Regions from separate parts of the Mus musculus genome. Here regions 1 and 2 are each linked to region 3. The links are chromatin loops, found by intact Hi-C in ENCODE. Cell type or tissue: left cerebral cortex. All regions are shown on one strand.

Region 1 (8,000 bases), 140 kb before region 3:
TTTTTCCCATCTCTCCACCCTATCCCTGTTTAGACTCCCTTGCTCAGTATTCCCATCTCAATCTTCATATCATATGAATTATACTATTCCCTAAGAAAGCCTCTTACCTCCACCCTCAGGCCTCTGCATGACCCTTTTCTTGCATCTGAGCCTCGGCAGATTCCCATTCCAGCTTAAATACTGAAATAAAAAAAAAAATCAAACTTGGAATCCACATACCAAAAAAAAAATACATGAGATGTTTGTCTTTCTGGGTCTGGACTTTTCATTTCACTTAGTATATTTTCCAACCCCATTCATTTTTTTCCTTCAATTATAATATTCTTTGTAGCTAAGGAATTTTCCATTTGTGTGTGTGTGTGTGTGTGTGTGTGTGTGTGTGTGTGTGTGTGTTATGCACAGCACATATTCACCATCCATTCATTTGTTGATGAACATCTAGGCTAATTCCATGTGGATGTACCAGTGTGCCTGCCATAAGGCAGACACGTTGAGCACATGTCTAGGAGTGATCCAGCTGAGTCAAAGGCAGCTTTAGTGCACCTCTATGGGAAAAGCCCCATACTGATTTCCATAGTTACTGTCCCAGTTTACTCTCCTGTCCCCTAGATGGCTCCTGGCACTCTCCAAACAACAGTGATGAAAGAAGTCCCCTTGCCCCACATTCTCACTAGCAATTGTTATTCTCTGTTTTCTTGATAAGAGCCATTGTGTCAGTGGTAAAGTAGAATCTCAAAGTAGTTTTAGTCAGTAGTTCCCTGATGACTAAGGATGTTGAACATTTTTTTAAAAATATGTATTAGCCCCCTGCTCAGTTCCATAGCTCATTTTGTGAATGTTTTTATGATGTTTAGATTTTATTTACTTGTTTGTTTGTGTATTTGTTTGTTTGTTTGTTTGTTTGTTTGTATTAGCTCTCTTTGTACCCTCTGTCAGATGTGTAGCTGGCAAAATTTTTCTCCTGTCCACCCCCGTTGATGCTTAATTTACAGTTTCCTTTGCTATACAGAAGTGTTTTAATTTTATAAGATTCCATTTGTCAGTTCTAGTGTACTCCTCAATTTCTTTCTTCCATGTTTTAAGAGTTTTCATTTGTAAAGGTCTATTGTTTCCTTCCTTAAATTTATTCCAAGATGAGTTTGTGGGGTTTTATTTATTTTGTTTCTGAAGCTATTATAAGTGGATTAATTTCCTGATTTTTTTTCTCAGAATGATTCCCATTAGTATATAGGAAGATGCCTTAGTTAGTGTTTTACTGCTGCGAAGAGATACCATAATCAAGACAACTCTTATAAAGAGAAACATTGAATTGGGGCTGGTTACAGTTTCAGAGGTTCAGTCCATTATCATGGCAGGAAGGATGGAAGCATGCAGGTAGACATGGTACTGGAGGAGCTGAGAGTTCTACATCTTGATCTGCAGGCACCAAGGAGGAAACAGTCTTCCTCAGGCAGCCAGGAGGAAGCTCTTCCAGACTAGGAGGAGCTTGAGCACTAGGAGACCTCAAAGCCCACCCCCACACTGAAACACTTCCTCCAACAAGGCCACACTTCCTAATAGTGCCACACCCCGTGGGCCAAGCCCTCAAATACATGAATCTATGGGGACCAAACCTATATAAACCACCATAGAAGGGTACTGATTTTCATATTTATTTTGTATCCAGCCACCTTATTGAAAATGTTTATTAGCTCCAGGGGTTTTTCTTGTAGACTCTTTATCTTATGTACTGAACTATATTATCTGCAAATAGAGAATTTTGAATTCTTCCTTTCCTACTTGTATTTATTTTACTTTCCTTCTCTTGTCTATTACTCCAGTTATAACTTGAAGATGTCTGTGCTCATGATCTTAATAGGATTGCATATGCAACCTTTGTCAGGTTGAATTTTTTTTTCTCTATCTCAATATTCTCCAGAATTTTAAATGCCTTTTCAGCATCTATGGCAGTGATCATCTAATTTCTTTCCTTTGCATGTGTTGAACAATCCTTGCACCACTGGTATAAAGCCAACTTGATCATGACTAATGACATTTTTGTTGTATTCTGTTTAAAAATATTTTGTGGGTTAGAGAGAATGCTCAGCGGTTAAAAGCACTGACTGCTCTTCCAAAGGTCCTGAGTTCAAATCCCAGCAACCATGTGGTGGCTCACAACCATCTGTAACGAGATCTGATGCCTTCTTCTGCTGTGTCTGAAGACAGCCACAGTGTAAAATAAAAATATCTTGTTGAGAATTTTTACATTTATGTTCATCAGAGAGATTGCTCTATAGTTGTCATATACTTTTCTTTTGTTATTATGTCTTTACTGTGTTTGCTATTAAAATAAACTGGCTTTGTAGTTTAGAATCTTCCTTTCCCTCTCATTTTACAGAATAATTTTTAAAAGTATTGGTGGTAGTTCTTTTTTAAAGCCTTGTAGAATTTTACAATGAGTCCATATGAACCTGGATCGTTTTTAATTATGGCTCCATTTTCATTGTTTGTTACAGGTCTGTTAAAATTAGTTCTCTTATCTTGGTTTAAGTTTTGTAGTTCGTAGACATCTAGAAAGTTATCTATTTCCCTTTTTTCCCAATCTAGTGGGATGTAGCTTTTAAAGATATAGCTTTATGATTTTCTGCATTTCGTTGGTATTTCCTGCCATGTCTTTTTTTATTCTCTAATCCTATTATTTGAATTTTTATTTCTTTTGATTAATTTGACTAAAGATTTTTCATTATAATTTATCTTATCAAATAACCAACTCTATTGATTCATTTTTTTAATTCTCAACATTAAAATTTGTTGGGTGTTAAAGTAATATTTTGGCTATATTAGATTAAAGAAAATACTGTATTAAGTTAATCTCACCAATTTCTTTTTAGTAGAATATCTTTTATTTATTCTTTGAAATTTTCATACATGCAAACAGTGTATCATGATCTTGTCAGTCCTCAAGTCCCTTTTCTCACTTCCCTCAGGAACCCATCACATCTCTCTCCCCACTTCATGTCCTCTCCTTTTTTTTTCTTTTTTTCTTTTTGTAACCCAATAAATCCACAATTGACTGATATTGTTGGCTTGAGGTTGATCTTCTACATGTCTTGTGCAGGTCACTATAATGACTTCATGAGTACGATGAGCATATTGTAGTCAGAACACAGAGTTTCACAGAATTCATCTCATCCACTGGCTCTTATAGTCTTATTATTATTATTATTATTATTATTATTATTATTATTATTATTGGATGTTTTCTTTATTTGCATTTCAAATGTTATCCCCTTTCCTAGTACCCCCCCCCGAAAACCCTCTATCCCTTTCCCCCTCCCCCTGCTTCTATGAGGGTGTTCCCCCACCCACCTACCCACTCCCACCTCCCTGTCCTGGCATTCTGCTACACTGGAGCATGGAGCCTTCACAGGACTAAGGGCTTCTGCTCTCATTGATGCCTGACAAAGCCATCCTCTGCTACATATGTGGCTGGAGCCATGGGTTCCTCCATGTGTATTCCTTGGTTGGTGGTTTAGTCCCTGGAAGATCATGAAGACTATGGGGGTGGGGGTGGGGGTGTCTGGTTGTTTGATATTGTTGTTCTTCCTATGGGGTTGCAAACCCCTTCATCTCCTTCAGTCCTTTCTCTAACACCTCCACTGGGGATTCCATGCTCAGTACAATGGTTGTCTGAGAGCATCCGCCTCTGTACTTGTCAGGCTGTGGCAGAGCCTCTCGGAGATAGCTGTATCAGGCTCCTATCAGCATGCACTTCTTGACATCCACAATAGTGTCTGGGTGTGGTGACTGTATACGGGATGTTTCCCCAGGTGGGACAGTCTCTGGATGGCATTGCCATCTGTCTCCACACTTTGTCTCTATAGTTCCTCCTGTATTTTGTTCCCCCTTCTAAAGAGGGACATAACAACAGAAACTGAGGAAATTCTTATATTCTTTCTACACCCTCTTCTGCAGTGTTTTCTGAGTCCCGGATATGCATCTGATATAGATGTCCCCGTTAGAGTTGAATACTCAAGAGTAACTTGTTTTCAGTACTTTAGCTGCTGACCACTGCAGAGAGATACTTCTCTAGACAAGTTTTAGTCAGCACTAATCTGTGTTTAAATATTTAGAAGCTAGTTTAACATCATGTCCATCGAGCAAGGCAGCAATAGTAGGGTCTCTCTAGGGCCTTTGGTCACCTCAACCATGGGTTTCTGTCCAGGTTTACAGTATCAGGCATACGTTCCTACTGTGTAACAGGGCTCAAATCTCATCCCCAAGTGGCTGGTTGCCCCATAACCTTCAAGTCACTGTTTCACCAGTGGACATGTCATCCCAACATGTCTTGTAGCATGCAGGCTTTTCTTCACAGCTGTGTGCACAGCACCTTCCAACACTATGAACATTGGTCAGCAAGGAACACGTTTTTCAAGTCAGTTCCTGTTTGATTTCTCTATGTCCTATAAGCAAAGTATTTCATTTCTTACCATTTAATTCTGGTGAGCAACCAAGAACAATAGCAATGTCAATAGCCTGTGTTGTTTGGGGAGAGTTATTTGGGGGAACTTCTATCCAATAACTCATGGGGAAATACCCTGTACCTGGCACTGAGATTTTTATTTAATAAATATCTTCTATGGAAACATTGCCACCCAGGCAGAGCACCTGTGTTCAAGGTCCTTTTTTCAAAAAATGTCATATTTTTTTAATTAGCCTACAAAGTAGTGGGTTTTTATGGGAGTTTTTCATACATCCTTAGTTCCAGTTAACCCACACAAACTCCCTTCCCTCCCATGTTCCTCTTTAATTGTTTGTTAGATTTTTAGGTAGGGTCTCTCTATGTAGCCTTGGCTAGCCTATAACTCACTATATAGACCAGCTGGTCTCAAACTCACAGAGTTCTGCCTGCCTCTCACTCCAGAATGCTGGCATTAAAGATGTTTGACATTATATCGTACCCAATGTTGAGTTTCTTGGGTTCATTGTAGATTCAAGATATAAATCTCTTGTCTGATGTATGACTAGCGAACATTATATGGGCTACATTCTCACTTGTTTGGCAGCTGCACAGAGCATTTTAATTTCCTGAAAACCCAATTATTCACCGTTTACCATATCTTCTACACAACTGGAGTCTTACTCATAAAATCGTATTCTCTCCTTCGGCATTTTCAGAGATTTGGGTCTTGAGGTCCTTGATCCATTTAGTGTCAATTTTTGTATAAGGTGAGACAGTAACTTGGGGGTTCTTTTTCTTTTGCACATAGATATCCAATTTTCCTATACCCATTGTTGAAGAAGCTGTCTTTTCCCAATATGTATGTATTTTTTGGCATCTTGATCAAAATTTAGGTGATTTTAGTTACATGGACTTGTACCTAGGTCCTCTATTCTTTTTCTTTTACAAAATATTTTTATTTTTATTTTTTATTATGTGTGTGTATGTGTGTGTGTGTGTGTGTATGTGTGTGTGTGTATGGATGTGTGTGTTCATGTTTGTGTGTAGATCAAGACTGTAATGAATGCTCAGAAAGGCTAGAAGAAAGCTTCAGAGCCTGTGGCTTGAAGGAAAATGGCCCCTACAGGCTCCTTGGGAGTGGCACTATTAGGAGATGTGCTCTTGTTGAAGTGGGTGTGGCTTTGTTGGAGGATATGTATCACTAAGAATGGGCTTCCCAGGTCCAATGTGACAGTTTAGTCTTCCTGGCTCCTTCTCAAATACAATGTCTGCCTGCATGCTAGCGCGCTTCCCAACAAAAATGGACCAAACAAGAATGGACTAAACCTCTAAACTATAAACTAGCCCCCAATTATACGATTTCCTTTATAAGAGTTGCTGTGGTCATGGCATCTCTTCACAGCAATAGAAACCCTAAGACACATCCCCTGGAGCTGGAGTTACAGGTGGTCTTGAACCATTTATATACATGCTAGAAACAGAACTTGGGTCTTCCACAAGAGTAGTGTGTGCTATTATCTACTGAGTCATTTTGCCAGGCCTCGGGGTCCTCTATTCTATTCTGTTTATTTGCATGTCTGTTTTTGCACTAACACCATGCTGTTTTTATCACAGTGGCTCCATAAACTACCTTGAAATCAGCTTGGGCAATGCCTTGAGCAGGATTCATGTTGCTCAGGATTGTTTGGCTCTGTAAGGTCTCTTGTTTAATTTCATAGGAATTTCAAGATTTGTTTTTTATATTTCTGTGAAGAATGCAACTGGAATTTTTGATGGTATTGCACTGAATCTTTAGGTTGCTTTTGGTAAAATGACCATTTTTACAATATTGGTTTGTCTGATCCATGAGCACGGGAAGCCTAGTGTCCTTTTCAATTTCTTTCTTAAGTGTTTTAAAGTCTTCATTATAAAGAGAGTGAGAGAGCTTGGTGGGTGAAAGTGCCTACTGTCAGGCCTGATGGCTTTAGTTTTATCCTTGGGGCCACATATTGGAGGAAAGAACTGACTCTCACAAGTTGGGCACTAGCCACCATACATAAACTATAGTATACTCACCTATAATACACAAGCTAATGAATACACAATAAATAAATAAAATGTAATTTTAAAAGTTAAAGTTTTTACATCCTTAGTTTATTCTTTTATTTATTGTGAGATTATTCCCCTGGTTTTTGGTTTTTTGTTTTTTGTTTTTTTTTTTTTTTTCAGTTTGCCCATCATTGATACATAGGAAAGCTAATGACTTTTGTGTGTTGCTTTTGTATCTGGCCAATTTCATGAGAGTTTATCAGTTCTAAATGTTTTCTGATAGAATTTTTAGGCTCTCATACATACAATCAGACAGTCTACAAATAGATATACTTTAATTTCTTACTTTACTATTTGTACTCCTTTTATTTTCTTCTCTTGTTGTTTCTTTCCAGGCTTAGACTTTTCAAGATCTGCTTTAATAATGGTTCTTAAATGCTTCAATCTCCCTTATAGCCCACTAACCAAAGGCAGGGGAGAGGAAAGGTTACTAGAAGACAGGAGATGTGGAACTGTTTAGAATTAGTTCTTTGGGGCAACTCCACACATGAGTCAGTAGTGGCAGTCCAGTCCAGTCAGCAAACACCAACCACGCATAAGTAGTAACAGCTTAATCCAGAAAAAAACTTTCAGGCTCTGCCAAATCAGCACTAGTCCCTGGAAGCAGCAAGAAGCATCCAGAATAGCACAAGAAATTCTTTGGCATTTTTTTCTCTATGAAGTCACAACAAGTGACCAGCAAAGCATTACAAGATAAATCAATGCAGGAGTGCCGTTCACTGCCTGTAGGGTTCTACTTATACGCTTTCTGAACATCACATGTCCTCTCAAGTGTCCGCCTCAGCAAAACATCCTCTCATAAGACCGCTTCCAGAAAAACACCACATGACACAACCAAGTCTCCAAAGAAACCAGAAATTTCCACTTTATTTGTTTGTTTTAGCTAATATTCTAACACTATATTGAATATGAGTGGATTAAGTAGATATGCTTGCCTTGTTTGCAGCTATCTCACTTTAAACATAATGTCGGCTGTGGATGTGTCTTATATATACCCTGTAATGTGTAAGACATTTTTCTTCCATTTCAAATTTCTTCAGAGCTTTTAACAGAAAGGATGCTGTATTTTGTCAAAAGCCTTTCCTGCCTTTATTGGGATGACTGTGGTTTCTGTCCTCAAGCCCTTTTATATAATTTATAACATTTATTAGGTTTTGTTTACTGAGCAATTTCCGAATCTCTGGAATAAATGCTACTTGACCAAGGTAAATGATCATTTTTATACGTTCTTGAATTTGGTTTGCAACATAGTGTTTCTTTGTATTGTGTTTTTTATTCATTTTTATTTTATTAACTTTATCACTACTACTAATTATTTCTTCCCGATTATCACTTTTAGGTTTGGCTTGTTCTTGTTTTTCCAAATCCTTAAGATTTATTTTTAAATTATTCATTTTAGTTTCTTTGATTTTTTTTTAATGTAGGCACTTAAAACTACAAAGTTCCCTCTTAGGACCGCAATCATTTCATT
Region 2 (8,000 bases), 360 kb before region 3:
AGTTACAAGCAGTTTTGAGGCATTGACATGGGTATTGGGAACTAAACTTGGGTCATCTGGAAAAGCAACAAGTATTCTTAACCTCTCTCTAGTCAATAAATATAATCTTTAACTTGCAATGTGCAAATTATTTTTGAACAAATTTTATTTACTTATGAATCCTTAGTTAGCAGCACTAAGTAAACACTGCACTTAAAATTGTGTCATTTTTCTGCTTCACCTACTGATCTCAACACTTACCCTTCTTTCCTGTTTTTATTCCTGATGATGTGTTTGAACTCTCAATCTTCTCACCTCAATTCCAGAATGCTAGTTTCATGTATGTGATATTATACTGAGCCGGAATTATTTTTCCAGCAATTCCATGTTGTGTTTTTAACTTTGTTCCTCAATTTTTGTTTTTTGAAAAGTAGAGTTTATCTTAGGACAGGAGCTAGTGTCCTGTTGATCCAATTAAAGAATACATGAGGCTTCCAATGTAGCTCAGCTGGTAGAGTGTGTGCCTACCATGGATGAAGCTCTGGACTCCATTTCCAGTGTTGCAGAAATCAGGTGTGATGGTGATAGTTCCAGTACTGAAGAGGTAGAGACAGGGAATCAGGAGTTCAAAGTCATTCCTTGCTACATAATGAGCTTGGGATATGTGAAAGCCTCCCATTTGGGGGCAGGAGTAGCAGTATACACTGTTCTTTAACATTTGATTGATTCTTTGTGAATTTCACATTATGCATTCCAATCCCACTCTTCTCCCCAGCCCTTTGTATCTTCCCTCTGGCATTGCAAACGCCCCAAAAGGGGTGGGGGGACAAAAACATCTAATTGTGGTGGAAGCTGTAGTGTGTGACAATGTGGCCCACAGAATACTCTTTTGTCCACACTTTTTTACTTGCAAATGTTCATCATTGCAGTGAGAGTCTTTGGTTAGGTTCGAGGCCTCTGATTTCTGCTATGTGACCAATACTGGATCCTCATCAGGACTCCTCTTAGATATCCTGTTATTACCCTGTGTCATGGAGACACTGCAGCTTTGGATCTATAGAACCAGTCCCTTTCCATGCTTCAGCAGTTCACAAATGGGATAGATGGTGGGGTGGGCCAACTCAAAGCCCTGTATTTGAGCATGAGTAGTCGCTGAGATGATCAGCCTGTCATTCTGCATCCATACCATCAGTGCAAGCCCTATGTCAGCTCTCTCACTCAATGCTGCATCCAGCAGGAGGCAAAGCCAGCTCTTCTACTCTCATGTCCTGGGGGTTGGCTCACTTGCACCCACACCAGCAGGGCAAGGTCTACTGTGTTGCTCAGGCAAGATACAGGCCCTGATGTCCTGAGTGCTGTAGCTGGTGAGGAAAGGGACAGCTCATGACCTCAGGGCCATAGGACCTGCCATAGGTGGAAAAGGGTAAGGGCAGAGCTCCCTAACCTACACCACTTCATGAGAAACAAGTGGCTGGGTCACATCTCCCAAGCTCATGCTTTCAGGGACAGCTCATCCCCACCTCCACCCTGACACCAGGGCTAGCTCCTCTGTGATGCCCAGGAGAGGTGCAGGGCCTGTTCTTCTGCTCTCATGATCCTGGTGCCAGCACTCTGGACAGTTGCAAGTGGCAAGGGTTGGGGTAGGGGTTATTTCTTCTTCACCTGTTCCACCAAATGGCAGACACACTTGCTGCTAACTCATCTGCAAACCCCCTGCAACCAGGACCAGCTCTACTGGGTAGCACACAGTTTTAACTCCTGCATTCAGAAAGCAAAGACAGATGGATCTCTTTAAGTTTGAGGCTAACTTTGTCTATGAGGCCAGCCTTGTCTATGTTGGGATTAAAGGCCAGCCGTGGCTACATAGTGAGATCCTTCTAAAAAGGGTGGGGTCTGGAGAGAAGGCTTGGCAGTTTAGAATACTTGTTGCTCTTGCAGAGAACTTCGGTTCCATTCTTAGTGCCCTCATGGTATCTCACAATCATCTGTAGTCCCACTTCCAGGGAACTTGACACCTTCTTTTGACCTCTGAGCGCACCAAGCAATCACATGGTATACATACATGCAGGCAGGCAGGAAAGCACACATAAAATGTAGAAATCTAAATAAAAAAGTGAGGACTTTACATGCCTCTCAGTAAATTTTTCTAGTTTTACTGTTAAATTATTCAGCAGCTGTCTGGATGCCAGCATGTTTCTACACTACTAACAGAATAATAGGAATCTGTGTTGTCAGAGATATTACTTTTGGCTGGATGGAGCTAATTTTAGAATCTCCCTGATTATAAATAAAGCTGTCAACTCTCTAATATACCATTAAAAAAAATTTAAGAAATCTGATAGTTGCCAAACAGGGTTTCTACCCAAATGTTCTGGCACTAACCCTGCTGTCTGCCAACCATTTCATCCGCAGTGTCCTAGTTAGGGGTACTATTGCTATGATGAAACATGATTAAGAGCAACTTGGGAAGGAAAAGGTTTATTTGGCTTATTCATCCAAGTCCCTGTTCATCGTTGAAGGGAGTCAGGACAAGAACTCAAAGAGGGCAGAACCTAGAGACAGGAGCTGATGCAGAGGCCATGGAGGGGTGCTGCTTACTGGCTTGATCCGCATGCTTTCTAATAGAACCCAGGACTACCAACCCATGATTGACCCCACCACCATGGTCAGGGACCTCCCCCATCAATCACTAATTTAAAAATGCCCACGAAGGAGAAGAAGAAGAAGAAGAAGAAGAAGAAGAAGAAGAAGAAGAAGAAGAAGACCACTGTTGTTTCCTAACCTCAAAATCTCCCAGCTCAACTATCAAGAGTATATTTTTCTGAATGAACTTCAGATTGCTTTCTAAGATTTTCTACTTCAATGTCACTAGCGAAAACATCTTAACATAACCTCACTAACAATTTAATTTTTCAAATTCTTTCTAAGGGTGGTGGTCACTGCTGACAATATACATTTTGAAGGTCTTTCCTAGGGTGACGACTGAACCTTTTACCTGTTCTAACAGTAAGGCTTGAGGAAGATCACGCACTTTTATTGTGAGTGCGGATGATGTCGCCCAGTGAGGGGCTAGAAGCCCCCTTAGAATCTTCACACAACACTTAGATTAGGAAGGATGTGAAGACTGAGAGTACCACAAGCAGAGCTATGCTCCATGACAACATGAAGTCCTCAGGACACTTAGTCCTCAGGGATCTGACTCTCTCAGGGACAAGCACGGTCATGCTAACTATTGGGCCACATTCCATGGGTTCTAAAGCTGTTCCTCTAAAACTGGACTCCACAGTAAATGGAAATGGCCAGTGGTTTTTGTTTGCTTCTTTGCTTGTTTTGTTTTGGGAAGCTGCCATTGATATTTCATTTGTCCTATTTTTATGTCTGCTCCTTAACATCTGCTACTAAATTCACATCTTGAGTATTTCTATTTATGTACACATAATCTTGAACTTGTCCTAAATGCATCTAAGGAAACTTGGTAACAACAGCTCACATGTGAGAGTCAAAGTAAAAGAATGTCAAAGGTCAAATGTCAGCTTTACCACAGAGTGATAATTTCTCCATATTTTTTTTCCAAAAGTGAATAAAGATGTTTCATTTTTAAGTTATGGTGGAAAACAATTAAAATTTGAAATGGGATTTACAAGGTTCCTGGAGCTCTCCCTTCCATGGTCAGCTGTAACTTTTCCTGTTGCTTTCAGTGGATTAGATTCCACTTCCCTTTCCCTTAGCCTTCCATGACTCAGGAATGCAATTTGCTCAGGCATCCAAGAGGTGGAGCCACAGTTCGTTTTGGGCCCTGTACTTTGCTTGAACATTTTATATGTATCTTACAGTGACCATTCTTAGTAGAACTGTGCCATGCTTATATTCACATACTATGTAATTGCTTATATTCCAGAAGACTGGGACTTGTTAGTTGATAATGAGAATGACAAACTAACAGGTGAGGAATTCTGAGTATTAGCTGGGATGCACAGCTTAAATGACTAACTACTAGCTCACTGTGCCAGAACCAGTTCAGTCCCCTATCATAACCCACTAGGAACATCAATAGCAATAGGCACAGCTGCCAAAAATACGTTAGAAACTTTTGTGCAAAGTCTGTGAGCTGAAGGACTGATTTCATTGTCCGTTTTCATATTCGCCTTAGTTAACCAGTAAGAACTGTGGTTTACCCCACTCCACACCATCAAGTCTCTCTAGCTTCTTAGAGCAAAAATGTCAGGGTATGCAAGGCACAGGTTAACATGAAGTTTTTCTCTATCGTTTTCTTCCTTATTTGAGACAGGGTCTCTCACTAAAGCTGGAGCTCACTGATTTGGCGAGACTGATCATATTCACATGTGTATGAGGGCTCATATGCCAATAGGTACATAAATACTATAGACACTCACACACAAATAAAAAAGCAGTACTACTGGTGACTTAGTTTTTTTATGTGTACTCAAGCCATATTTTACTTATACCTTTGCTGGAGCTGGACAGATGGCTCAGTGGTTAAGAGCACTTGCTGTTCTTGCAGAGGATCTCAAGGTCTCTTTCCAGCACTGATATGTCTGTTCGCAAATGTCTAAAACTCCAATTTTCAGGGAATTTGATGCACAATTCTAGACTTCTTGGGCATTACAACCACATGTCACACACACATACTTTCAGACAAATACTCCTACACATAAAGTAAAAACAAAAAATTAAAAATAATTAATCTATATGTGTTCATATCAGAAGTGACACAGAAGCAATGAAGAAAAAACATGCATTGAGTAGAAAGTTTTCTCCTATTAACTTAGCATTCTCTAAGTTTAATATTTTAAGTAATTTTCTATCCGATCTGGTGAGCAAACACATTGCGTTGCTCTGTATTGGTGTTGACTAGAACCTATGCAAAAAGAAGAGGGTGGGATATCAGATACATTTTAGCTTTCTTTGCTAAGAACTGAACAAAGTCCTGCTTTCAAGTTGTCACAGCCCTGTGGGAAAGAGTTCCTCTGGGAAAGTAACGTTAGGGGGGCAGACAGCAGCCCTCAATGACCCTCATGAATTTTAAGGACAGTGACTGCTGCTACTCCAGTCTTCCTGGACAGAACCTGGGCCATGCAAGTCGAGTGCCTTCTCCTAGTTGGGTAAGTGTTTTTCAGTCTCAAGCGATGCAGCTAATTCCTGGCATGGGAGTGAAGTGATGGTGAGAGGATGAGAGAGAGCTTTGAGAGGGAGGATGCATTGTTGAATGAACCTAGAATAGATTTGGGTATCACTACTTTTTATTCAGCTAGTGCCTGGCTATTTCAGTGTTGAAAATAATGCTAAGTTAGCAAATGCGTTAACTGTGTGCTGTTGTCTGGAAATTAGAAACTAAGGTTGTTCCAACCGGTACTAGGTAAAAATTAAAAGTACACAAGTGCTTCTGCAGAACTGATGTACTATATAAAAATCAAAAGTAGACCAAATTAGGTCTGGGGATATGGCTCAGTGGTTAAGAGCACTGACTGCTCTTCCAGACTTCAATTCCCAGCAACCACATGGTGGCTCACAGCCATCTGTAATGGGATCTGATGACTACTTCTGGTGTGTGTGAAAACAGCAATGGTGTACTCACATACATAAAATAAATAAATCTTTTAAAAACAGACAAAATTAATTTACAGCTTTCAATGTTAGACAGTGGTAACATCTGAAGAGGAGCCCCTGAAAGGCTTCTGAAGTCCTGATCATGTTCTGGCTCTTGACCTAGAGGATGGCTACATGGGGGTTTCCAGAAATAATGCCACATTCCAGTGACTCAGTGACCCTTGGTTCATATGATATTCATTCAAAGGAAAATGGCTAGTTAACAGTTTCCATTTTTGCATCATATAATGATACCAGGACATGTGTGTGACTAATGATGGCAAGTTTGTTTACTTGGGTTTTTAATGATGGAGACAGTATAAAACTGTCCCTGAAGAAACCTGTTTTTATTGTCTATCTGAATTTTTTTTTTCCTGGCATTGATTTGAGTTGTTGCCTGCTTTTGAAACTCTAGGTTAACAGATATCCATAGACTAGTTGGGTTAATGCGCTTAGCTACAGGGCTGGTCTTTCTAACTTGGAACATTCATGTGGTGGACACATCAAGGCCAGCAAGCCAAGTTATGGTCTGGTCTATGTAGCACTTCAGTAGGATGGCTGACAAGAGACAATCTGTGCTACCAAACTGCTGGTGCTCCTGAATACAGAGGTCTTGCCCGCGCCCAACTGGCCAGGAAGAACGACGCTGCAACAGGATCCTTCTGCACACGTTTATTCAGTCCTATTTCTTCTTTCTCTATATCTCCCTTGTTTATATCTCCCTTGTTTATATCTCCCTTGTTTATATCTCTCCCGAACCCTGGGCCTCTCACTCTTAAATAGTCTCAGTTCCCATCCACGCACAACAGGCCACGCCACCTCACCAGGCACGCAGCTTCAGCTAATCAGGGCAGCAGGGGCATATCTCCATCAAAATGGATTCACCGGTATCCTGGTACACCTGCGCAACTCTCAAGATGTTTGTGGCTTATATGAGGAAGTCAGGTGCAAGTCATACGACTTAGCTGCAGTCCCTGGCGCCTTTGGGACTGCCGCCACACCCGATCCTCACACAGAGGTAAGCCAGAGTCGTGTACTTCTTCCGTGTTTCTCAGAGACTGTTCAAGAACATTCTGAAAGTAAACCTTTTTGTTCCAAAATTATAGGTTAAAAGTGAAGTGTCCCAGTTCCTCTTTAGCACTTGATTTCTGCCACAACAAGCATCCATCCCATCACAGTTGACCATCCAAATCAGTGGAGTATCTACGAAGCTTTCTCCAAGGAACTGCTGACCAAAATAAGCTAGTGACCACACCCAAACATTGTTCTAACTATAACCGTTGTAGCATTATTGGCAGACAAGGCATTCAAACTGAGACCTACCTATGATAAATCAGTAGAAAAAAAATGGTAGGTGTCATACTATGTGAGTCCTTGAAATGACTTCATTCATGTTTTAAGAGGTGTGGCTTTGCAATATTGTATGTGATAAAGGACATTTCTTAAGTTTTGAACATAAAATGATTACATAAATATCTTTGGTATTTGAGACAGTGTCTCACTGTGTGGCCCCAGGTTGCAATTCTCTTACCTGTGTATCTTGAGCGCTGGTGTTACAGGCTGACAGAGACATGGAAAGAAGTATTAGAAAGATGTGTCAGTACATGTGGTTATAGATAGTGGCTTTAATCAACATAAACAGTGGGGTTTTAACACAATTTAAATAGAGAGAGAATGAAAACACTTGGAAGGGACTACCTTTTAACCATACAAACTCAGGAATAACACTTGGAAGGGACTGCTTACATTACTATTTAACTGTCACTGCAGTCAAGAACATTTAGCTTCCATTGAAGGGCTTTAGATCCATTGATGTGGCTCTTTGATAAACTGCTAGGATAATTTTTTTTTTTTTTTGAGACAGGGTTTCTCTGTATAGCCCTGGCTGTCCTGGAACTCACTTTGTAGATCAGGCTGGACTCGAACTCAGAAATCTGCCTGCCTCTGCCTCCCAAGTGCTGGGATCAAAGGCGTGCACCACCACCGCCCGGCAGGATCAATTTTTAATTATTTATTCACATACTTGATGCACAGAATTGGAACATGGAGCTGTGAATATTCTGAGCATGTGCTCTTTCACTGAGCCATAACTCTGGATAGGTCCTCGCTAAGGTGTTCTTTAAGCAGCAGACAGTAGATGGTTATTCTTAAGAACCCATTGCCTTTGCATAGGCCAAAAAGTTATTTCTGCTGCATTCACAGTACACTAAGTCCTTATAACAAGAATAAATTATTGGTGTATATTAAAATTGTGTAGTGCTTTTAATAATAGATGGATACTCACTGCTCTACTAGTACATTGACTTCAGTGATGTATCAGTATAACTTTGTGTGCAACTGTCTAGTTCCATGAAGAGTGATATCACACATCTCTAAGTCCCGCTGTAGGTCTCATCACATTTGTGTTTCTGTAA
Region 3 (8,000 bases):
TATAGCAAATTGCCCTCAGAACTTAGTTGTTTTTGTTGTTGTTCTTGTTGTTTCGATGTTTGGTTTTAAACAATGAGCATTTATTATGTCAAGAATTCAGAAGCAGGCTAGCTTGATGATTTGGGCTCAGAATCTCTTATGGCTAATATGGTACCGCAGACCTGTAATTCCAGCACTACGGAGGCTGAAACATGAGGCTCCCTGGAGGAAAACCAGCCTGAGTTGCCTAATGTAGCTAGGGCTACAAATCTGATCTTATTTCATAAATAAGTAAATTTTGCTGGGGAGAAGATGGCTTCAGTAGATAAATCACTTACCATGCAGACATGAGGACCAAGTCTCCAGAACTCACAGGGAAGTCAGGCAGAATAGTGTTCATCTCCCACCTCAGTCCTCCCACGGGGAGGTGAGAAGTGGTACCCTCTGACACCTCAGTCCTCCCACGGGGAGGTGGGAGGCAAACACAGGACTGGTATAAGCAACAGAAGACAGCAAAGGGGACTGAGCTTCTGATAGAAGGTGAAGAACTAACTTTAGGTTGTCCTGTGACCTCTACTCAAATTTCTGCAGTTTACACACACCAATGAGCATAAACACACACACACACACACACACACACACACACACACACACACACACACACACATACACGCCAAACAAAGAAAATAGGGGCTTGAAGGATGGCTCAGCAGTCTCAGCCAACAGTGCTTGCTGCTCTTCCAGCGTGCTTGACTTTGGTTCTTGGCACCCACATTAATTGTCTCACAATTGCTTTTAATTCTGGCTCTAAGAGATCTGACACCCTTCTCTGGTTTTAATGGCATTTACATGCATATGTACATACCTACACTCATACATAAACATAATAAAAAATATATTTAAATAAATGAAGCCTAATACGTCTCGGTGTATTTTTAAGCTGGAAGAATCCTCATGAATTACCAAGCAGATGGATTCTAACGTCATCGTCTTCACTCTACAGATGAGTAACTCGAGCTTCAAAGATGAAAAAAGAAAATTTTCTAAGGACCCAGGTCTTGTATTTGCTTCAGCTCTATGACTTCATTAAATTCTCCCAGCATCTCTCTTCCTGTTCTTAGTTTATTCATAAGAAAATGAGGATTACAGAGACAAACAAGCTTTTTCCAGAGCTGACTCCTGCTGCTTCCTGGAGTCAAGGTCAAAATCTATAGCACACATATGGCTCCTGGGACTCTCTCCATAAAGCATCTGACCACTTAGAATAAGGCAGCCCAGTATCCGCACGGATCAAGATGAAGCTTTCTGCCTGGATAGCAAGAGGCCTTTCAGAGAGCATCTCAACCATCTTCTTTAGCCAATGGCTTACTTGAGCCAAGAATGTCAGAAGTTACACAGGGCAGTGCCCCATGTCTGCCTCTTAAAGTAGGATCACAAATTTCAAAGCATGAGGTAGTATGAGGTCCTACTCTATATCCCACATCATATGCTTGAGCCCCTATTATAAATGATGTATGTCATCATGATAGTTATTTTCATAATCAAGAATTAATCAAATTAACACTTATGAAACATTACTGTGCACTGGGAAGCTTTTCCACGTGTCTTTCCTCGGCACAGCTTTCCAGCCTGTAGTCTGCTGACATTATCATTGCATGGAAAGGCCTCAGGGGCACAGAGAAGGTAACTCATCTTCGCATGCTTAGTCAGCTGGAAAACAGCAGAGCCAGTCCTGAAATCTAGACACTGGAACCTCCACCTTATCCTTGTAATCAACATCGCTGTGTAAGAAGCTTTTCTGCCCTGATGCAGTAGATGTTGTAAATGGAGCTAGGCATCAAGCTGTCAGCTGGCAAGACTGAGAAAGAAAGAAAGAAAGTAGAGGCAGAAATGGAGTATCATCTGCAAGCATTTCAGAATGGTGTACAAAGGTGCTCAGAGTGATCTAACACAGTTAGGAAGATGGTAGAAGAGGTGAGCTTTAAATGGAGACCTGTAAGGTCAGTTACACGGTGTGTGCATCGAGACCTACGGAGGCATGCAGCTGAAAGCCAGGAACTAGGTACTGGAACATAGCAGCTTCACAAGTCCAGGGTCTGTTTCGGAGGTAATGAACGCTCTGAAACTGGATGATAGTTGCAGAAGATGGTGAGTGTAATGATGTACCAGAAGTGATTGGATTATATACTTTAAAACGAGGAATATGTGCTATGAATTTGGGGTCATTGGTGTGTAAGTAAGATGATGTCTGTCCTTCACAAATCAGGGCATCGGGTTGGGATGTGACCGGATATGACAGAACAGTCTAGGAGTAGTGAGCTGGCCCAGAATGCCTGGTGTCAAGGGCTTGGGGAGGGTGGGGCAGACACAGGTCTCAGAGCAGATACAGAAGGCAGACAGGGTTCCCCAGGACATTTTCAGCAATCCAACTTTCCTGCAACAGGACCATGCTAAGGGGTGGAGTTTTTTTTAACATAACTTTAAAAAAAATTGTTTGATAATTTTATAAAATCTATTTTGATCATATTATTCTCCTCTTCCTTCTGAGAAGCACTTTTTAAGAAAGACAAATCTAGCTGGGCCTTTAATCCCAGCACTCAGGAGGCAGAGGACGGCAGATTTCTGTGAGTTCAAGGCCAGCTTGGTCTACATAAAGAATTTCAAGACAGAGCTACAATGTGCGACAGTCTCCAAACCCTCTCCCCCATTCCAAAAAAAGAAAAAAGAAAAAAGAAAAAAGAAAAAAGAAAAAAAAAACTGATCCTTTTGTGAAGAAGGGTACTCATGGGAAAGTAGAACAGGAACTTTTATTCAACTGCTCAGGGTGTGAGATCGTCACTACACACCAAGAACAGAACCCCATCTCTCCTGTGCCTTTCATTCTTTCCTTTCGGCATTCCTACACTGAGAAGCAGTAGGTTTACGTCTTGTTCACCCCCTGGATGTTCTGCTGCTGGGGACAGTACTGTGAACAGAACAGGCGTGGCCCTGGCTGTCTCACAACCAGTGGTCTGGTCAGGCAGACTGGCAATAATGCACCCAATATGACACAGTTAATAGACTAGGATGTGACAAGTGCCATGGAAGTCTGAGGTCAGGTGCTTGCTTTGTGGTGCCTGTCACATTACCTGAAGTTAGAAGTTCTAGGTCAAACCCTTAAGCGAGAGGCTGTGAGCCTTCAAGCTCTGCTTGCTGCCAGTGTCCACACATGAGGCATGACAGTGTAACAGCGGTATTGTCTGCCCAAAGGCCTGGAGGTGAGGCAATGCTTCAGGGCATAAAGGTCAACCTCACTGGCAGAAGCTCCAGAGAGCTGACCCTTTCCCATACAGTAAATCTTGATCAGGTACCTGGTACTGATAACCTTGAACCTATCAGTATCTGACGTCAGGATTGAAGAGTTTTTGAGATGCTAGAGTGCAATGTATAGAGGAGAACACTCCATAGGAAGTGTTTATTTGTGGGGGTCGGTGGGGGATCTAGTGAACCTCAACACTGTGAAAGGCACTGCCTCTCTGTTTTCTCCCATGCCAGCCATGTAGGAGTAGGCCCAAGCTCTATCATTTCCTAAGAGTTTACTCCTCAAGAGACAGTTATTCCTTGATATTTTACAAAATAACCTTAAGGAAGTCAATAAGGTCATTATTCTTTGTAATTGTGATGGAGCACATACCTGCCAGGATCTTCATTACTGGAGATTCAGCCTGGCTATAAACTCCCCTAAGACACATGTGCCTGCATCCTGTAGTCAGGGACTGAAGCTTCCATGTGCCAGTCAATGAGTAACATGTTGGGACTACAGCCCAGATCACAGGCTGTCTAACCTGTGAGAAGTGAGGGAGACAATGAATCAATGGTTTCTGTGATTTGAGGGTGATAAAGTAGGAGCACAGAGATAAACTGTGGCTGAGGTGCAGTTTAGATGATCAGATCAGGGGCCAGGCTCCAGTGTCCAGGCCCAGATGTGATAACTGCACTGCTCTGCCCTCAGCACAAAAAGACAAATACTTGCGTTCTTTAATTTAATCCTCCTGACAATTCCATGCAGAGAGTATTTCATGAGCACTAACACTGCTGGGTAGCATTTACAAAATGCCTCACTTAGGTCACCAGTCCATTAGTTACTGTGGTGGCGGAGCTGCACGCTGGACAGGAGAGCTGAAAGTGGATAATGAAGCTCAGAAGTCCATAGAGTCAAAGCACATGTGTGGGGTAGCGCCAGCGAGGCCCAGGGAAAGGGGGTACGAAGTAGTGAACTCACTCCCTGGGTTACTCCGGAGAGATATCAAAACAACAAATAAAGGGAGAAGAGAGATCCCACCATTGATATCCCCTCAAAGACTTCTTAGCAGATGGCTGGCCTGTCAGAGGGCAGAGTGACGGGTAGAATGTCGCTCAGCAGCTGTCTCTCGCTCCTCATCCTTCCTGAATCCAGAGTCTGAAAGGCAAAGCCACCTTTCTCAGTCCCCTTTACTTGTTCTGTATGAGTCAGAGCGCCCACCACTGAGATGTATTCATAGAAGACTCAAAATGAGAGTGGATTAAAGGCATGAAAATGGAACCATCCAGGGTCCTGCTGCACTCACGAAGCCACCATTCTAGATGGAAGTGTCTGGTCCTGTGAGTCAGCAGTTGGCATAGCAGTCTAGCTTGCTGATCTAGGGCAGTGTCTGGTGCCTTTTCTGAAGGGCTCAGCCTAGTGGGTGTTCTCCAGCCTTTCCTTCTATTTTACGAAGTTTAGTTTCCGGTATCTATTTAATACTGCTACAATGATTTTTCCCCCTCTACTTTTTCCCCCAAAATCTCGATATGAAACCATCTGATGGGCATATCTGGACTTGGACAAGGCTCTTAACATTTCTGAGTTTTTATTTCTTCACCTATAAAATAGTTCTGAAACCACTTCCCATAAGGCAGTGTTGAATGAGAGTAGTGTTTTGAAACGTGCATGTTAAGAGCAGATAACAAAGTCTGTAGCCTGTAGAAACTGCCTACCATCTAACTGTGTGAGTGCTTATTCTCTCTGCAGTCCTGGGAGGAGCTCTGGTGAGATGGGCACTGAGTGTGCTCTTCCCTTTGTTTGTGAGAGTTAAAGCTAACTTGCTTGGTGACCAGCACAGGGCTTGCCAAGCTCACAGCTCACAGCATTTCCCTCTCGAAGGTTAGTGGCTTTTCCTTCCTTCTAACTGATGCTACATATTGTTGTTGGTTTTGTTTGGGTTTGTTTGTTGTATATGTTTAAATTAGCTTATAAAATGCTAGGCATCACTCTGGTTTTCTTTCCTTGAAGAAACTGGAGCCCTGGCTACCCTAAAGCTTACTATGCATACCAGGCTGGCCTTGAACACACACTAATTCACTTGCTGAGATTAAAGACCTGTACCCCTGTGTCACGCTCATTATGGATTTTACAACTTGGTTGTCCTTCTTGCCCTGTCTCTACCTTCATTCCTAGCTCATAGCCTTCTCTCCCAGTCTCTGGATGTTTCCAGGCCACATGAGCTCCCCCCCCCCCACCGCCCCCTTCTTTGCATCTCTTCTTAGCCTCTCTTGGCTTTTTTAGTTTTCTAGACTTTCCCCACGTTTACTCCTGCTTCTGGGTAAAAGATTAGTACATTAAGAACTAGGATCCACATGTGAGAAAGAACACATGCTTTCTGCTTTTCTTAGCCTGGGTCACTTGAACTAATGCTTTTCAAAGTTGTTCATTTTCCTGCCGATTTCAAAACTGCAATTTTCTTTATGACCGAGTAAAATGCAATACTATATCATATTTTCATCCATTTGTCTGTTGATAAGCTTCTAGCTGGTTTCATTGTTATTATTATTGTGAATAGAGCAGCAATGTAATGTTTTTAGGGTAGTATAGGGAGTCTTTTGGGTATATGTGCAAGGTACACAGTGGCTCTCTTTTGAATTTTTTTGAGAAAGCTCCAGACCGATTTCCATATTGGTGATGCTAGTTTGCACTCCCCCAGAAGTAAGGAAACGCTCCTCTCTCCCCATGTCTTAATCAGCGCTTGCTGTTAGTTCTCTCTTTCATTTTATGTGTATGGGTGTTTTGCCTGCATATATGACTTTACACCACATGTGTGTGTGGTGCTTGCAGAGACTGGAAGAGGGCATTGGATGCCCTGGGTCTGTAGTTACAAGTAGTTGTGAACCACTGTGTGGCTTCTGGGAATCAAACTCAGGTCCTCTGGAAGACCAGCCAGTGCTCATATGTGCCGAGCCATTCCTCCAGTCCCTTGATTTGCTTAACACGATAGTTTTTGTTTGCTGTGTGGATGAGAGTGTGGGTGTGTAGATTCCGCACACGCATGTGGAGGTTGAAGATGACTTTCAGGAGCTTGGGCTCGTCTTTCAGCAGGAGTTTCTGGGATGGAACTCGGGCTTATGCAGCAAGGGAGTTTATCTGCTGAGCCATTTCACTGACCCAGCTTCCTTGATGACAAACATTCTTGCAGGGCTGAGATGCTATCCCAAAGTTTTAATTAGCATTTCTCTGATGTTGAATATTTAAAAAGAATTCTTAGTGGCTATTGGTGCTTTTTCCTTTTGAGAACAGTAAATTCATCTCAATAAACCTATTTGTTGATTGGCTGCTTCGCTTGTGTTGCTATTGAATTTTTGTAGCTCTTTATACATTTTAGCCATTAGTACCCTATCCAAAGCAGAGTTGGCAACTGTATTGTCCCATTCTGTGGGCTGTTTGCTTACTTTGCTGATAGTTTCCTTTGTTGTGGAGAAACTTTTTAACTTCATGCAACGCTATGTGTTACTGTTTCCTGTGTTACTGGAGACCTGTTCAAACCCCTTATCTTGATGTGTGATCTCCATGTTTTCCTCTAGCGGTTTCAATGCTTCAGGTTTTGAACCAAGGTCTTAGATTTCCTTGGAAGTGATCTTTGTACATGGTGAGAGCATAGGTCTAATTTCATTCTTCTGTTAGTAGAGGTCTAGCCTTGTCAGTAACATTTGTTGAATAAGCTCTTTTTCCTCCTTTGTATGTTTTTGATGACTGTCAAAAATTAGGTGGCTTTAGCTGTGTGGTTTTACTCCTGTATGGGTCCTCTACTGTGTTTAGTTGATCTGTGTGTCTTTTTCTGTGCCAGGACCAGGTTCTCTTTGTTACTGTTAAACTGTATCATAGTTTGAATTCAAGTGTGATACCTGCAGCTTTGTTCTTTCTCTTTAAGATTTCTCTAGCCCAGCGGTGGTGGTGCACGTCTTTAATCCCAGTACTTGGGAGGCAGAGGCAGGCAGATTTCTGAGTTCGAGGCCAGCCTGGTCTACAAAGTGAGTTCCAGAACAGCTACACAGAGAAACCCCGTCTCGAAAAAAACCAAAAACAAAAAACAAAAAAAAAAAAAAAAAAAAAAAGATTGCTTTATCTATATATGATCCTTTGTGTTTCCACAAAAAATACTTGGAATTGCTTTTTTTCGAGCTCTGCAAAGACTGCATTGGACTATCTTTAAAGGAAATGGTATCATCTCTGTAGCTTACTTTTGCTAAGGTAGTTGTTTCCACGATGCTCATTATGTTGTGGCAGATGTGTAGGAACTCACTGATGATGAGGATGGCTGGAAAGTAACGAGTTAAGGATGCAACAAGGAAAGTAGTTCCGTCACCCGACATGCGTTTTCTCCGTAATACAAAACCTAACAGTGTTCTTTCTGATGCTCTGGAGACTGATCTTCTCATACGTATGTCTTGGCGCTAACCGTCCTTCCTCCTGCCATACCAAGCAAAGCTTTGCCTTATTTCATAAGAGCTTTGCTCTGAGCGTGAGCAGGGCAGGCAATGCTTTCTGAGAGGCTGCAGTGTCTGTCAATTCGACGGAAACGGGAGGAGGGAAGGTTCTACTGTGTGTCCTGCCTTTGTGCTGAGATGTGCCCAGGCGTCTCCCACACTCCTCCAGGGGGAGGCAGGGCAAAGTCCCAAATAGGGAGTCCACAGTGCTTCCTGGTCTCCTCTTTGAGTACCCTGGGTGCTGCCCGTGTTCCTCCTGGGGAGAG

What was found. Peaks named below come from ENCODE experiments on the same cell type or tissue, not always from the same donor. Only the 100,000 strongest peaks of a DNase experiment are listed, where the experiment ranks them.
Region 1: it touches region 3 in a loop (3-fold over the local background); 24 of 42 quality-filtered maps call a loop at or near these places.
Region 2: a loop joins it to region 3, with 2.8 times the contacts of the local background. A loop is called at or near these places in 7 of 42 quality-filtered maps.

Annotation. Positions count from the first base shown.
Region 1 is chr6:67,323,066-67,331,065 of GRCm38, reverse strand. All of the region lies in intron 8 of Il12rb2 (interleukin 12 receptor, beta 2), which reads left to right. Among named protein-coding and RNA genes, the nearest start is that of Il12rb2, 49 kb to the left of the region's middle. In left cerebral cortex, no CTCF peak of the experiment used is centred here; a DNase peak (open chromatin) is centred at 7,082.
Region 2 is chr6:67,545,496-67,553,495 of GRCm38, reverse strand. No RefSeq gene overlaps it. Among named protein-coding and RNA genes, the nearest start is that of Tacstd2, 14 kb to the right of the region's middle. In left cerebral cortex, a CTCF peak has its summit at 3,739; no DNase peak of the experiment used is centred here.
Region 3 is chr6:67,183,658-67,191,657 of GRCm38, reverse strand. Gm38825 (a long non-coding RNA gene) reads left to right here and starts at 4,966. Exons shown (of 2, transcript XR_869158.2): 1 at 4,966-5,140. In left cerebral cortex, no CTCF peak of the experiment used is centred here; DNase peaks (open chromatin) are centred at 968, 3,836 and 4,545.